Regions from separate parts of the Homo sapiens genome. Here region 1 is linked to region 2. A link is a loop called in an ENCODE intact Hi-C map of the cell type or tissue named here. Cell type or tissue: B cell. All regions are shown on one strand. Each heading gives the region's core, and the rest is flanking DNA. Links, peaks and the distances in the headings are about the cores only.

What was found. Hi-C counts contacts between places; a loop is a spot of excess contacts. Peaks named below come from ENCODE experiments on the same cell type or tissue, not always from the same donor. Only the 100,000 strongest peaks of a DNase experiment are listed, where the experiment ranks them.
Region 1: it touches region 2 in a loop (8-fold over the local background); 57 of 110 quality-filtered maps call a loop at or near these places.

Annotation. Positions count from the first base shown.
Region 1 is chr7:50,145,884-50,151,261 of GRCh38, forward strand. All of the region lies in intron 7 of SPMIP7 (sperm microtubule inner protein 7), which reads left to right. Among named protein-coding and RNA genes, the nearest start is that of SPMIP7, 53 kb to the left of the region's middle. In B cell, for the core only: no CTCF peak of the experiment used is centred there; DNase peaks (open chromatin) are centred at 262, 998, 2,618 and 3,688; H3K4me3 peaks cover 297 bases; H3K27ac peaks cover 5,000 bases.
Region 2 is chr7:50,407,193-50,412,570 of GRCh38, forward strand. No RefSeq gene overlaps it. Among named protein-coding and RNA genes, the nearest start is that of FIGNL1, 40 kb to the right of the region's middle. RefSeq lists enhancers at 2,644-3,144, 3,820-3,879, 4,380-4,459. In B cell, for the core only: no CTCF peak of the experiment used is centred there; DNase peaks (open chromatin) are centred at 3,089 and 4,479; H3K4me3 peaks cover 1,043 bases; H3K27ac peaks cover 5,000 bases.

The sequences.
Region 1 (5,378 bases), core at 187-5,186, 260 kb before region 2:
ATCTTTTATCTAAGGACGTTACAAGGTTTCATATTTACTGTGCTTTTTGACCTCAATGATTGCTCTGAGGAAGCATTTGCAAATAAAGAGGAATTGTCCAACATGGACCCCCAGGCAGCCCCTGGCACATGTCTCCCATGGAAAAGGGGGCTTCCCTGTCAGTCGCTGGACTGTGTTGCAGCTTAACAAAATTTTACCACAACCCAGGTTAAAGAATAACTCTATGAATAGTAGTTCCTTAGATCAGCCCAATACTTCTGCCTTTTCAGACTACTTTCACACACTCCCTCATTTGTTTTTCAAATAGTGTGATGAGGCCAGAAATGAAGGTGCAAGTTCTATCCCCATTTTGCAGATGAGGAGGCTGAGGCCAGAGGAAATGGCATAAAGAGCCAAGATCACTCATTTCATGAGTGGTAAAAAGTCCAGAGAACTGGCCTCTTAATCCCCAGGGCAAGCTCTTGCCTTAACTCACATTAAACGTGGCTTCTGCCTTTGGCAAATAATGGGTTCTTGGAGCTTTGAGTTATACTGTTTCTACATTCCCTCCTAAATGGAAGAATTGAAGATCCCAAGAACACAGGAGGAAAGAATATACCCACCAGATGAAGAGAATAATCAATAAACCTGCAATTCCTAAAAAATATCTTGTGGCCACGACATCTTATGATATTCAGAAAAATGCAATCCAGTGATCAAAGTCATTGCAAAATGATTCCAGTTTTATTTGCATTTGTCATTGAACAATAAAATCAGACAAACCCCAACTCACAATGGACTCCTGTCTTTTCCCCTCCAGCCACATCTGCCTCACAGTTCTCTGCAGTCCTTCCCTTCTCTCAGCCCTCTGGGCTGACCCTCCTTAAAGTCCAAGCCTGGAATTTACTACTCTTCCTCCGTCTCCCACTTTCTGCTCCCCTTGCCCACCCTAACTTCCATCCATGACCTGCTGCTCCTCTCACATGGGTCTGCACCTGCTGCATGCTGGGCACTGTGCCAGGCCTTTACTTGCATCACATCGCCCCCAGCACCCTCCAAGGGAGTGCAGCTACCCTGACTGATGGCCAATTATAGGTGAGGATGCCTGAGAAAACTTCAGTTGAGGTCTAAGTTCACACAGCTGGTCAGGGCAGCCCTGGAATTAAATGTGTCTGTCTCACACCCCCCTCCCTTATGTCGCATCCATGGTCTTTGTTCACTTGGGATCTTTAAACATTTAAATGTGCATTTTTTAAATTAAAAGTATTAGTGTGAAAGCTGTTGGGAGCTAAGTCAGCTTGATGTCTGCCTAGAACTGTAGCTGATATAGAATGGCTCTAAATAAAAGACTATCACATTGATTTGAACCTGCACTTACACCCCACCCTGTATAATTGCAGCCCACTGTGAGCTAATGAGGCTCTCCTGGCTGGGCTGGGAGTAATGCCAATGGTCCTTCCTATTCAGTTCAGTTGCACTGAGGTCCAGTTCTACCACTTGCCAGCTTGGTTGGTGCTGGCCATGATACTTAGACTTTCTCTGTGTCAGTTTCTCCATCTATAAAATGGACATGATCATAGGACCTATGACACAAGATTGTTGTGAGAATTAAACAGTCAATTTACATCAAGCATTTAAAAGGGTGCCTGGAATATAGAACATACTCAATGACTATTAGTCATGTTTACAGTGTAGAGTGAGAATTTCTATGCATGCCTAAATTTTATGCACATATACAATACATATATTCTACGTATAACATGGTTTTCTCCACATTTTTCCTCTCATATTTAACTTATATACCATCTGTGCTCCCTTCTTCTGAGTTACTAAACTTCTTGATTTTCTTAAATTACTTAATTTCTATTTTATCATGTTTGGTTGAGAACCAATTCATTGTAGACTTGGGCAATAATATATTCAAATTTATCAATTAGTGAACAAAATCCTGGCTTATTTGGAACTAGGGAGTACAAAATAAGGTATTTAAAGGACTAGAAGCTGTGGAGCAAAGGCAAAAATGAAGACTTCTTATTTTTAAGTGGGTCTCTGCGTCTCTCTACTTTCCTCAAATGGGGAGTGGAATTCTTTGAACATGCGACTAACCTGGAAATCCATTTCCCGGCTTGTATGTTTCAGTATCTTTAATAGCTTTGTTCCCTCCAGCTGAAAAATAATATCTCCTATCAGCAGCAGTCTAAAGTGTTCCCCAGAGAGTATTCTCCTCTTAATATAAGGTCGCTGTGTTGCACTTAAGATGGCAAAATTCCCCTTGTTATGGCCATATGTGCCAGGGTTAAATGGAGTAGATTTAGAAGCAGTGTGGGTGAGGACTTTCGTTTTCAAATATTTGGCAATTTATTATGCAACTGAATTCATTCCCAAGACTGAGCAGCTAATCAGTCTAATCTTCCATGAAATGTTATTATTAAATATGATGTAATCTAATAGCATTAAGACAATGTAACATATGATACCATTTAGCATCAATAACATGCATGCCACAGAGGCACAGAGGCTGTGCAATGTTTTTTATCAAGCCTTTCATGTGATTGACAGATGGCCTGCGTCCATCCCTCTGACTTCTTAACTGCTCTGATGGCAGGATATGACTTTAGAGGCATTTTAATTCTGCAGGTGTTTTCAAAGGCAGTGGAAAAAACCTTTCACACAGATGGAGGGGATTTCCTTTGTAACATGCATGGAAGCTTTAATGAATGGTTGGGGGAGAGACACACGCATGAATAACTTTGCCTCATTCTGGGTTACCTCTCTAACTTACAGCTGCACTTTTCCAACAAAATTCCAAAAAATCCTGCAGGGCACTGCCTAGAATTCAGCAGCTTCAGTTCACTCACCTAGGTCCCTCCAGCAAGCTTGACAATGTGGCTGTAAAACAGAGGCTCCTGAACTTAGCAGCACAGGAGAATCATCTGGAGAGCTGTCAAAAGTCCCAGTGCTCAGGCTACACCACTTACTAGTTACATTAAAATATGGGGCTGGGCCGGGCACGGTGGCTCACGTCTGTAATCCCAGCACTTTGGGAGGCCGAGGCGGGTGGATCACAAGGTCAGGAGTTCAAGACCAGCCTGACCAACAGGGTGAAACCCCGACTCTACTAAAAATACAAAAGTTAGCTGGGCATGGTGGTGCACACCTGTAATAGCAGCTACTCAGGAGGCTGAGGCAGGAGAACCACTTGAACCCAGGAGGTGGAAGTTGCAGTGAGCCGAGATTGTGCCACTGTACTCCAGCCTGGGCAATACAGCGAGATTCCATCTAAAAAAAAAAAAAATGTGGGAGTGGGAGCCAGGCATTGGTACCTTTCAAGATGCCTCTGAGATGTCAGTGTGCAGCACCATTGGGAACCTCTGTCTTAGCATCTTTTCAGCTGTCTGTACTGGATAAACTTTGCAATCCCCATGTGCATGGCCCTTATTTTGTAAATGTTTTATTTCTTTAAATTACTGTATTTCAACTGAAATTAGTTTAGCATCTATTAAGTGCTAACAATTTGCTAGCTGTTTTCATATTCATTGAAGTCTCCTCTAATCCCCAGAGTGCCCCTAAGAGGTTAGTGTTGTCCTCTTCATGCTGCAGTTGACCGAGCTGAAGCCCAGAGAGCTTTCTTCACTGGAGTAAAACCTCACAGTTGGTTAAGGGGCAGAGTCAGGCTTGCCACAGAAGCCTGCTTCTCGATGCAGTGGGCTGCCCCCACTCTTTAGCTGCCTTATTTTCCTAGTCTCACAAAATCTGTTATTTTGTACTGTTTATTCTGCTGTTGCCATAGATGTAATTTCCCTTCACTTTGTTAGTCTCTGGGTGTCCTTGATTATATCACCTGCAAGCCAATAAGTCATCACCAACAGAGTCATAAATTACACAGCTGGAAGAGAATTAGGAGATTTATTAGTGCAATTCCCTGCCTGATATGTATTTTCCCCCTAACATTCTGATACTTGCACATAATCAATGTGGGAAGGACACCAAGAAATTGCAGTGTGAATCCTTCTCGTTTCCACTTCTCCCTCACCCAAGTCCTTCCGGTTGGTATCACTACCCGGGGTCAGGCTGAGGCTAGAAGGCTCCAAAAGACTATGTCCAGTCCAGATCCCAGAGATGACATGGGGAACCGGGGACTGAATCTTCCTCCCAACCCTTAAGCACACACCCCTTTCACTAACCTCTCTTCTGCCTGCCTTGTCACCTGATACTTTCAGGAGCAACTCCTATAAGCTCCAAATTTTGAAAATTACTCCTAAGATAAGTGGTTCCTGGAGAAGGCTTTGTGTGGCTTACTGGTCGTGTGGGAAGGTCATGGATATAACCAAGGCAGCCATTGAAGAACCATTCCTCCACCACCCACAGAGGTTTGCTTGTTGCTACTGTGTTGCATTTTGTCTGGGCACCAATTTTGAATAGGGAACCATGCCACAAGGATGTCCTGCTCTCAGAGAAAGGTCCAAGGATGGCAAGTGAAAGCCACTGAGATGAATGAAATTTGCAATCTGCCCACTGGCCCTTTCCTCCCTGGGGGCAAGTTCATGATGGTGGCCTTTCTTATTCCTCCCTGAGGCCAGCACAGTAAGCTGAGGCCATGGCGTTGATACGACTCTGCAAAGATGGTAGGCTATTACACAGAGCCTCATGATCTGTAAATGTTGTGTTCTTGGACTTTGAAATACAATTTAAATCTTATTTTCCTCAACTCCTTGCAGCACACAGGATGGAGCTTCATGCTGGGCCTGTCCCATAAGCCTTACCCACCTCCTAGGAAATAATCTGTGTAAACCAACTTGTGTGCTATCATGGCAAGAATATTCATTATTCTTCACATTCCTTCCTCTGAACTACCTACTTAAGCCTTTCTCTTGAATGCTCGTTTGCCTTTTCTGGAGAGAGAGAGCTTTTATACACACTGAAGAACGGCTTCTTCACTCTTGTGTTTTCCTTTTATCTCCCACTGTCCCTGGTGGAGAAAAGAACAGGGAAGCAGAAGAGTCAGTGGAATTCAAACTAAACTGTTTAAATTCAAATTCTAAACAGACTGTTGTAGAATTAATGCTGGTGTACGTTTGTTTCCAATGGGCAATTTTAGGAAATCATCTGAAATTTACAATGCAGTACATTAATGGTGATAAGAAAGATATCTGATAAAAGTAACAATGCTATAAATGTAAGAGTGTATATTCATTAATATTAGAGTCTGCATTACAGAAATATGTGTGGGATACAGGTCTGCCACTCTGTCAAGACCTGGTATCTTCCTTCATTATGAAACAGAGCTCAGCAGTGAGTCATGTTTGTAAAAGACATGGAAATTTAAAATAGCAGAAAAACATGAACTTGAAATAAATTTTATCGACCCCAGCATAGGGCTGTTATCTAAGTACCTGTGC
Region 2 (5,378 bases), core at 124-5,123:
TCCAGTGCTGCAGAGGCAGGATGGGCCCAGGCCCCTCAAGCCCATTCTTCTCTTGGCTCCTGTTCCATCTCGGCAGTGCTTCCTCCAGGGAGGATGTGGGATTTGATACGTGGGAATGACAGGGTTTGGCAATCCCATAGCTTCTGAATTCCAGGGAGGGGAGGAGAAAGATGCGGGTGAAAACCTGCTTTCAGAGGGTTTTCCCTTGGCTGCCTCCTCAACCAAACTCACCCACAAATTGCATGTCAAGTTTCCCAACCTCCACCTAGGGGAGCAGGCTCTTTCACTTCAGAGAATTCAGAGGCATCTCGAGGGCATATGCCAGGGCAGGCACAGAGTGAGGAGGTGGGGTTGGGGGTTTTTGGACAGCTCTGGTCCCCTCCAGCCCCACAGAGCATGCAATGTGGCTGATGCTGCTGGAGAGCTGGTCTCTGAAAGGAGAATGCATGAATCTGAACTAGAAACAGAAGGGCAGAAGGACCAGGAAAAGAAATGAGAGCCAAACAGAGTCTGAGCAATGAAAGGATGTTTCAGAGAGCTGAAAACACAAGCTAAGCTAAGCATCAGTGGACTGGGAGAGCTCTGAAAAATATCAGGGAGCCTAGAGGTATCTAGTCAAAGATGAGTACAATTACAACCAATAAACTCAAGACCAAGGACAAGAGCAGGGACATTTCCCCCAATTAGACAGTGCCCCCTCTGTGTCCCTGCCCCCAACACACATTGACACATTTGACTTTTGACTCCATTCTGTTCTCTCTGCACTGCATCTTGTCTCTGGCTCTTCTTAATCTTAAGATCCTTCATTGGTTTGTTGAATAACTTGAGCTGCAAAGCAGAGACTGGGAAGTTGGAAATAAAGTAAATCAATATCTTCTTGATAAAAGAGACACTCCTGACATCACATAATGACTTGACCCACTCACATCACATCGCTCCTCAGCCTTCAGTGCCTGGCTATGTGCTGGGATCAAGGCTCACAGCATCACAGGGGTTGGGCGCTGTAACCACCTGCTTGTGCCATGTGTACTCCCTGTCTGTCTCTACAAGTACCATTGTCACCTCCAGTTCTGCAGATGAGGACTTCGAAGCTTGGAAAAGCTGAGTAACCTGCCTGGGGTCACACAGCTGGAAATACTAGGACCAGCACTTGTCCCTGAGCACCTGACTCCTGTGCCTGCACTCTAGAAAGCACAGGGAGAAATGACCCAGCACAAAGGTGATTACAAAACAAGGTGCAATGAAAAGCGCTCTAAAGTGCTGTAAAAGCCCAGTGGAAGGAAACATCACTTCTCACTTGAGGATTACAGAAGGCTTCCTGGAAGAGATCTTGTCTGATCCCAGCTTTTCGGAATGATTGGGATTTTGATGTTGGAAGCAGAGGATTGGGGGTGTAAGAAGGGCATTCAAGACAGAACAAATGTGAATGAAATCTGTTGTATGTCAGAACCAGAAGTCCAACAGCAATAGCCCTGTTTGTCTGGGAAAGAGTACTCAAGGGGAAAAAAATAGGAGATAAATTCAGAAATGTAGACTGAGGATAGGAGGAGTTTGAACAGGTGGATAGGGAGGCATCCAGGAGTCTTAGGAGGTGAGGGGGAGGGGGTGATGCAATGAGAACTCTGGAGACAGTGAAGGGGGCCATGCCATCCAGGCAGAAGAGAGGCTTTACCCACAGCAAGGATGCTGACACTAACCAGCAGAAGTCAGGAGAGGAGAGAAGCAGAGAAGAGAGGACTGGACTCTGCCACTAGAACGCAGGCTCCAAGAGCAGGGATTTTTTGTATTTATTTAATGCCATATCCTCAGTGTCAAAAAGAGTACCTGGAACATATTAGATGCTCAATAAATATTTGTTGCATAACATCTTTTTAAGATAATTAAATCTATTGTGCTTTGACGAGAGGTAAGGAGGTGAAACCCAGTCTCAGAGCCTATATGAGCCATTACTGAGAAAAGGGAAAATGGGCAGAGGATTGGAGGAGGGGAACTTGGCTTTGTGTAAGCATGGGTGGGACAGCCGGGTCCCCATGGATGGCCAATGCATTTGGGAGTCATGAGGCATAGGCTACTATAATGGGAGCTGTGACAGGTACATGTCGCCTCAGGAAAGAGGTGGAGGGTAGGGGATGGTTCTGGGGAGCGTGGGGAGAGGAGAAGCAGGAGGAATTAGGCAAAGGAAATAAGAGGGGCTTTTCCAGATAGGAAAACTCATTGGGGACAGCATCTCAGAATTGTTTTTTTAATTCAAAAGAAGAGGCCCACAAATAGGTTCAACAAAGCCAATGCAATAAGGAAGGGGGCAGAGATGAGACCACTGAGTCAAGTGTTTAGGATGCTGGCAATGACCTTCAAGTGGTGGGTGACAGTGGACTGCAAGGGTGGGCAGAGATGGGCTCTGGAGAGCAGCCGGCAAAGAAGACAGGACCCTGCAATGCAGCCCAGGCCTCATGGAGGCCGATGCTTTGGAAAGGCCAAGTTCTTGGCTGCACTTTTCTAAGGAGAAAGGTAAGAGCCTCATGGGGATACTCCCTTGCTTTTTCTGCTTTTTGACATGGCCAAGACAGGAACAAGGCAGACATCCCTAGAACTCTGTCTCCTGTCCACGTCTGGGATCTGGGCTTCTCAAGGCAGGCTGCATCACCTTCCAGCTCCAGGAGTGGCCCTGCAGGTCCTGGAGCAACAGCCTGGCCCCTGCCCACGCCCCCTCCTCCCTGGCCGCAGGCCCTGGGCCTGGGCTGAGCAGATGGGCCCTGGCAACTCGGTGAATCGGAACTATGGGAAGCAGATGCACCCGCCATGGGTCCCCGGGCACAACTGGAACCTGCTGGGGGAGGGAATTTGCATAATAAGGATAATTTGGTACCAAAACTGTCCCCTGAAGTGAACTGCATGGATCTCGATACAGTTAACAAATTTCACTTCTTCTTTCCCATGTTTTGTCAAACCAACTAGTTGTGACGTTGAGTGTGTGAATTGTCCCAATGTTTCTGTTTCTCTGCCCATGAGTCAGCCCTGGCTTCTCTCTCTGCTTTGCTACCCCCCTGGGCCTGAGGAGGTACCATGCACATGCATATGGGCCTCTCCTGAACAAGGCCACCCTAAGACCTCTCTCTGTGGTTGCGACCACATGTGATCCCAGGTTCCCAGAAGGCCTCAGTGGCTGCGGCCTCCTCTCCGCCACCGTCTCACGGTGCTGTTCCTCCCCAGGCACCTGCGCGAGCTTCCTCATTGTCATTCTCCCTCCAGCTTCCTGTGGGTAGAGGGTGGGCTGGGCCCCACAGTAAGGAGGGTGTGCAGTTTCAGGGTCCCTCAATTTGATTCCCCTTTCAGGGACCTCCTCCCTCTGGGCACTGCCCTGATCCCCACCCTCAGTGGGCACTGCCCCTTGCAAAATCCTCTGTAAATCCCCTCTGCCCACACCCACTTCCCACCTCTGTGAGCACCACGATTCCTTTTTTAAGTTGGTCTCTCATACCACCCCATGGGAGAATGGTTGTGTGTTTTCGTGCACTGATGGGAAATTAAAGCTGACAAGCATGGAGGCAGGGACCCCAAGAGCTGAGGGAAGCTGGTCAGCTGGTCTCCCAGGTCAGATCTCATCTTCAGGAAGGCATCCATCCTCAGTGAGATGTGACCCCAGATGATCCCCCAGCCTCCTCCCAACCTCCAAATCACACCCGATTCCCAGGTTTCCTCGCATCACAGGGCCCTGCTGGTCCTGGGAAGTCTTCCCATGCTTGGCTGCCTGCTGAGTTCTTCTGGGACAAGGCAGAACTTATTGCACCTAATTTTTGGAGCTTTCTCAAGATCTGGTCTCTGAATTCCTCAAGCCCTCATGTCAGCCGTCTTAGGGCTCTCACCCCGCAGTGTATGGGATGTCCACCTCCTCCATTGGACTGTGAGCCTGTGGAGGGCAGAGGCTGGTCTCACACATCCTGAGCCTCCAATAACAACAGAAAGAAGCTTCTGCTGGAGATTCCTTCCCAGAGCCCTGGACTCCCTGAGGTCTTATCTTGCCCCAGTCAATGACGTGGGCCTGAGGCCCATGGCTTTCCCTTTGAAGCTCTGGCCATCTTTCTACTTGCTCCACAGCCAACATCAACTGCCCTCCTCCCCTACTCCCAGAGAAAGGGCCAGACGCAATAGCGTGCTGACCCCTGGGCTTCCTGGGTGCTCCAGGAGGGTACTCTCCTCATCTTAGCATTCAGGCCCTTCTTTTGGACAAAGAACTCCTCCAGGGGACAGGCAGAGCCTCTGGCCCTGAGGTGAATTGGCTGAATCTAGAGAAGGGCTGTGGGGCAGGGAAGGCCGGAAGAGCCCCCTTTGGTCATGGAGGAGTTCAGCTGTGCAGCAGTCGGCGTGGGGGAGAGGGGATTTCCCTCAAGAAAGCTTCTGGGGCTTTTTATTTTCCAATGTAAACATGCTTTTAGTACTATGAATGTGTGTTTGTGTTAATGCTCATTCAAGTGCCGCCCTATATACATAGTTCTGTCCTGTCCCACCAGCATTGACTAGGCCTGACCTTGTCATCCCAGGACCAGGAGCCAGGGTCAGAGACTTGAGAATGTAAGGCCACCACCCTGGAGGAGCTGCGGGTGAAATGGGCAACCGTCAGGCAAGACTGTCCACAGACAAGCTCTGTGCTGCCGACACAGACACCCAGGACCCAAAGGTACACAGGACCCATGGGACCAAGTGCACCTCAGCTGAATCTTGAAAAAGAGAAGGCAGAGAGGGGACAAATTGAATTATACAAAATACTCAAAGCAAAGAAGGCAAGAAGAGTGGAAGACAAACACAAAACAAAACAAAAAGGCCCACACATAGAATAGAGAACAGTTACAAATGTAATCAACATGAATCCAAATGTACCCATAATCTCTTTAAACATCAATAGTCTAAGGACAGCAGTTGAAAGATAGAGTTTCAGTGGATCCAAAGATGTGACCCAACTAGATGTTGTCTATAAGAAATCCATTTTTCATGCCTGTAATCCCAGCACTTTGGGAGGCTGAGGCGGGTGGATCACGAGGTCAGGAGTTCAAGACCAGCCTGACCAACATGGTGAAACCCCGTCTCTACTAAAAATACAAAACTTAGCCAGACATGGTGGCACACGCCTGTAATCCCAGCTACTCAGGAGGCTGAGGCAGGAGAATCGCTTGAACCCGGGAGGTGGAGGTTGCAGTGAGCTGAGATCGCGCCACTGCACTCCAGCCTAGACGACAGAGTGAGACTCCGTCTCAAAAAAATAAAAAAAGGAAAAAATAAATCCATTTTAAGTATAAAGACACATAAGGATTAAAAGTAAAGAAATTAAGGAAAAAATACCATAGTTACACTATCAAAAGAAACCTGGAGTAGCTATACTGATT